2 separate regions of the Homo sapiens genome follow, and region 1 is linked to region 2. A link is an interaction called in ENCODE POLR2A ChIA-PET data of the cell type or tissue named here. Cell type or tissue: IMR-90. All regions are shown on one strand. Each heading gives the region's core, and the rest is flanking DNA. Links, peaks and the distances in the headings are about the cores only. Region 1 overlaps LINC00570 (long intergenic non-protein coding RNA 570). Region 2 overlaps ROCK2 (Rho associated coiled-coil containing protein kinase 2).

The links. Peaks named below come from ENCODE experiments on the same cell type or tissue, not always from the same donor. Only the 100,000 strongest peaks of a DNase experiment are listed, where the experiment ranks them.
Region 1: POLR2A ChIA-PET joins it to region 2 with 10 read pairs; 5 of 35 experiments call an interaction of 5 or more read pairs at or near these places.

The regions. Positions count from the first base shown.
Region 1 is chr2:11,402,513-11,405,433 of GRCh38, reverse strand. LINC00570 (long intergenic non-protein coding RNA 570) reads right to left here. Exons shown (of 3, transcript NR_047499.1): 3 at 2,357-2,921. Among named protein-coding and RNA genes, the nearest start is that of LINC00570, 10 kb to the right of the region's middle. In IMR-90, for the core only: no CTCF peak of the experiment used is centred there; a DNase peak (open chromatin) is centred at 1,493.
Region 2 is chr2:11,189,478-11,192,398 of GRCh38, reverse strand. ROCK2 (Rho associated coiled-coil containing protein kinase 2) reads left to right here. Exons shown (of 33, transcript NM_004850.5): 32 at 38-251. Among named protein-coding and RNA genes, the nearest start is that of SLC66A3, 35 kb to the right of the region's middle. In IMR-90, for the core only: no CTCF peak of the experiment used is centred there; no DNase peak of the experiment used is centred there.

The sequences.
Region 1 (2,921 bases), core at 107-2,606, 210 kb before region 2:
ACAATCTCCGCTCACTGCAACCCCCAGCTTCCAGGTTCAAACAATTCTCCTGCCAAGTAGCTGGGATTACAGGCACATGCCACCACGCCCAGCTAATTTTTGTATTTTTAGTAGAAACGAGGTTTCACCATGTTAGCCAGGCTGGTCTTGAACTCCTGACCTCAGGTGATCTGCCCGCCTTGGCCTCCCAGGGTGCTGGGATTACAGGTGTGAGCCACCACACCGGGCAAGATCTTGATCACGCAGAGGCCACCAATGAGATTTGCTACTCCAGGTGTCCCTTGACAGGCCTGGTGGCGGGTTGGATTGGGAAGAGGAGATCGTGGAAACACCGGATGGATTAAGTGGCTGGAAGGAGAGGCAGGAGAAGCTCTCAAGGGACATGCTCTTGTTTTAAAATAGGCACAGCAAAGTGAAACTGCCCCCAGCAGGGCTGCTGTCCTCGCTCTCCGCTCTGGGGCTATCCCAGCTCACCGGCCATGCATGCCCCACTAGCAATTTTCTTCCTGCCAGGAGCTTGGAGCAACCTGAGTCCACACCAGCTCTCACTAAGCTAGGCCTTATCCACCTGCTACTCAGGTGGGAGGGATCCTGGATGCTCAGTGGCTTCAGCCAGGGCCACAGGCTGGTTCTCAGCAGTCTTCTGTGAGCAGCAAACAGAGCCCAGAGGTTGCAAGGGCAGGCCTGGGTCTGCTCTGAGGGGCTGCAGCACAGCCTAGAACCCCGTGGCATTTGTCAAATGGTGGCAGCAGCTCTGAGAATTGTGTGCTGTATCTGATCACAAAGTTTCATCTTTCCGCAGCATAAGACTTTGCAGAAAAGGACAGTGGCTTTGCCAAGGACCAAAGACTGAGTCACTGCTATTGTGCTGGAGTGAAGAGAGGGGGATCAGAAGAGATCTCTGGGCAGGAACAATCTTACTACTATTGTTACTTTTAATAATTCTAATAATAGGGTCACAATTGTATTTTTTTCCCAGAGTATTGTCACCTGTATTGACTCGTTTAATTCCCACAATATCCCTCTGAAGTAGGAAAGCGAAAGCTGGGGGTATTGGATTCACATTTAAGAAATGAAGAAACTGAGGCTCAGAAAGGGTCACCGACTCCACAGGATCACACAGAGAATCAGATGTGATCTCAAACTAAAGGTAATACTAATAACAGTTGTATCATCTAGGGTCCCCGCAGGAAACAGTGGCATTCTCCAAAGAGGTAGTTCCTAAGAGTGTAATGAAGGGACTATTTACAGAAGTGGGCACAGGTTAAGGGTACACAAGAAGGGAAGCATCTGAGGCCAGCAAGAGCAGGAATGCCCTGCCACCCCGACGCCTGGAGGAGCAGAGAGAGCGGGCAGAACCTCAGTGAGAGATTTGCCGGTAGGAGGGGGCCACCAGGCAGGAGCTGAGAGAAACACAGCCATTGCCAGACCCACAGAGTGAATACCTCATAGCTCTTCCCTCCCAGCCCCTCCCATTTCCTGTTGGTGCCTCCCATAGGGCAATTACGCGCATTGCCTGCAGTCCATGAGGTCAGCTTCCCACAGCTGAGGGCCAGTGGAGAAGGGTGCAGAGCAGATCCGGAGGAAAATGGAAAATACCCAGCTGCGATCTGCTGTGTCCTGATTACATGGCAGGAACCATACTAGGGACTAGGTGGTTTCGCGTAATCCTTGCCGTAGTGCTGTGTAGTAGAAACAAAATCTCAGATGGCCAACTCAGATGTATAAGGAATGAAGCAGGCCGGGCGCGGTGGCTCACGCCTGTAATCCCAGCACTTTGGGAGGCCCAGGCGGGCGGATCACGAGGTCAGGAGATCGAGACCGTCCTGGCTAACACGGTGAAACCCCGGCTCTACTAAAAGTACAAAACAAAATTAGCTAGGCGTGGTGGCGGGCGCCCGTAGTCCCAGCTACTCGGGAGGCTGAGGCAGGAGAATGGCGTGAACGCGGGAGCTTGCAGTGAGCCGAGATTGCGGCACTGCACTCCAGCCTGGGCGGCAGAGTGAGACTCCCTCTCAACAAAAAAAAAGAAAAAAAGAAATGAAGCATTTGGCTTCACGCAGTGGCTCATGCCTGTAATCCTGGCACTTTGGGAGGCCAAAGTGGGTGGATCATTTGAGGTCAGGAGTTTGAGACCAGCTTGACCAACATGGTAAAACCCCGTCTCTACTGAAAATACAAAATTAGCGGGGCATGGTGGCCGCACACCTGTAATCCTAGCTACTCGGGAGGCTGAGGCAGGATCACCTCTTGAACCCGGGAGCGGAGTTTGCAGTGAGCTGAGATGGTGCCATTGCACTACAGCCTGGGCAACAAGAGTGAAACTCCATCTCAAAAAAAAGAAATGAAGCAATTATAGTTTTTTTAAGTATATAATTTAATTTCCAAATGGAGCCTCCATTCTGCTAGGTGGCAGAAATTTTATGTCAGCTCATGGTTTCTTCAGCCAGTTCTGGATCCCAGCACAGCCCAACTCCTTGAAAACGTCTTCCAGGAGCTTTGTGTGTGTCCATGTGGCTTCCCAAGTACCCAGTCACCAGCTGCTTCTATCCATGGGTGCACACTGACATCTCTCAAGGCATCCTTCTTCCCATCTGGTCTCTTGTCATTGGATCAAATTAATGAGTGCCTGTCCCAACTATGTGATCTCTCTAGGTCCTATTCTCTTTCAACCCTCTAGGGAACTCAGGAAACATTGGGCTATTGTCCATAATGTGGTGATGGTGGTGGTGATGGTGGTGGTGGTGGCGGTGATGGCAGCGGCAGTGGTGATGGCGATGGCGGCAGCGGCGGTGGTGGTGGTGGTGTCACCCGAGGCTGCCTTGGTCCAGCCAGCACGCAGCCTTCTCTATTCATTCTCTCTTGTGTGGACCCGTGGGGGAATTCTATGAGTCTTGCCACTTCAGGGCTCCACTCAGAAG
Region 2 (2,921 bases), core at 174-2,673:
AAGCACATTAATTTTTTTTTCTAATTTTTCTTTATAGTATATTATGATATTTCAACGGCAAAGAATCTGTTATTACTAGCAAATTCTACAGAAGAGCAGCAGAAGTGGGTTAGTCGGTTGGTGAAAAAGATACCTAAAAAGCCCCCAGCTCCAGACCCTTTTGCCCGATCATCTCCTAGAACTTCAATGAAGATACAGCAAAACCAGTCTATTAGACGGCCAAGTCGACAGCTTGCCCCAAACAAACCTAGGTAATAAACTAAAATGTGGTAAGGAAAAAAAAAAAGTCTATTAAAATATTTTGCTATTTATGTTCAAACTACAAATTTTCCTAATTAGTTTTCCTTTGCTTTGTATTTTAGTTAACTATGGAATACCAAATGTTGGAACTGTCTTAATGTGCATGTCATGTTCATCGATTCAGATGAAAGTAATATAAACTTACTTACTAAATCACACACATACAGTAAATTCAACCAAAAATCTTTAAAGATTTTTGTTATGTTTATTTGTACAATAAATCCTCACTTAACATTGTCCATAGGTTCTTAGAACTTACAACTTTAAGCAAAATAATGGCTGGTCCTGGAATTAAGTTGTTTCCTTCAAAATTGTTCTGTTATAACCTTGATGAGAAGAAAATGGTTTTGTTATACTTCATTTAGCTTAAAGTCATACTTTCCAAGAACCTGTCGATGATGTCCAGTGAGGACTTACTGTATAATAATATAATTTTCAGCTTTTATAAGCACTTGAGTAATTTAATAACTTAAAAGATAGAATTAACATTGTACACAGACCTCACATTGTCAAGTGCACACACTGTGTTTCATATTATAAGCTTTTATTATGTTGGGTGACTTGGGAGGCAGGTTTAAAATCAGCTTAAGTTTTAAATCAAATCTATAAATTTAAAACAGTAACTTGAGTGTGATTTTAACAGCAACATAGACCAGCTTTAAAAATGCAAATATTAGCTAATGGGTAAAGTGGTTATTCCTTGGAATTGAGGTAGAGTTAGGAAAATGGAGTAAGGTCAGGGATGATCATTATGCACAAAAACATTTTGATGGAGCCATTTTCGGATAGCTATGTGAAAGTCCTTTAGTTAAATATCGTGATTCACAATAGCCATTTCTTGGCTTACTAACTACTTCAGCATTTATAAACATTGCTATCCATTGAACATGAAATGAACACAAGAATTTGGTTAGCTAAAGGAAAAAGCATATCCTTTGATCAGGTATCTGATTTCAGGTATCCTTTTGGTTCCCTAACACAGGACCTTCAGTATATGAATATTGATAGCATTGGCTGTATTGTCAGAAATTCTAATCACAAACATCTTAGATGAAACTTTCTGAAACTAATCTCTCAAGGAAATAATTTAGAATGACAAAGGCAGAATTGGTGTTTCAGCAGTGAAAATGTTGAATATTTTGTGTGAGGTATGATAAAACTAAACAAAATTAATGATTATTGACTAAAGCTAAAGAAACTCAGAATTCAGAGACACTGAAGGCCATTTCAAGTGCCTTCTGTAAAACATCTGAAAATTAAATTTCTATTATTAATATTGTAGAACTATTAATGCTTAAATGGTATTTTAATACCTTATAGTGTGTAGTGATTTCAGTTTCCAAAGTACTTCTCTGTGTATTCTTTTCTCTCATTTAACTTCTTATATATTATCTCATTTGCTCTTTAAAATAGTCCTATGGAATAGAATAGGTATTGTTATATTTGTTTTTGATTAAGACTCCAGAAGGGGTTTGTCTAGATCTAGAACTATAATAACTCCAAATATCCTTTTGATACATTTTTTTCTTTTGTGCTATTTGACACATTAATGATTTCACTACATACGATAACATATATGGAATTAGTTTATGAGGCACGCTCCCAGTTATGTAACAGGCTGTTTTTATGTACACTGACTTACAAATACCTTCCTTTCCCAGTCCAAATCAGCATTATGGTCTATTTGAGAGTACATTTACTTTTGATTTTTGTTACTTTTTTTTTTTTTTTTAAAAAACTTCTGGCCTTGCCCTGTGAATCATTCTTCATTGATTTTTTTAAAAAACACATTTTGTCATAGCAACGGTAAGTAGTAAGGATTTCTTTCCCTCATATCTGCATGTAAATAAAACTAATATCAAAATTGACTGTAAAATGTGTAGTGTATATTTTGTGAAAAAATTCATTTAATACATTCTTTGAAATTCTAAACATAAAGGTGGTCACATTTATAATATAATTTGGATTTTGTTGTACATCTGCAACATTATTTCCATTGTTTTTGGCATTTGAGTCTCCATTGTTTCATGTACTCCTAGCATTGTGTCTGTATCTCTTACATGAATCAATCAACCTGCATTTTATTATTATTATTATTATTATTGAGACAGGGTCTCACTCTGTTGCCCAGGCTGGAGTGCAATGGCACGATCATGACTCACTGCAGCCTTGACCTCCCAGGCCCAACTGATTATTCTCCCACCTCAGCCTCCCAGAGTAGGTGGGACCACATACATGCACCATGACACCTGGCTAATTTTTTTTTGTTTTTATTTTCTGTAGAGATGGGGGTCTCCCTATGTTGCCCAGGCTGGTCTCAAATGCCTGGCCTTAAGCAATCCTCCCACCTCGGCCTCCCAAAGTGCTAGGATTACAGGCATGAGCCACCACGCCTGGCCAGTATTCCATTTTGAATGTCACATTTTAAGAGTCACTTATACAAATTGAATGGTATATAGATGAGAATAACAGAGGTTGCAGTATGTCATTTGAAAGTATTATGTAGCAAGCGAAGGAACTGAGGATATTTTGTTCTCTAAAGACATTATTTGAAAGTGTGAGAGATCATAAATAGCACTAAACAGTTAAAGACCTTTTCCTTGGAAGATGTATTAGAAGAA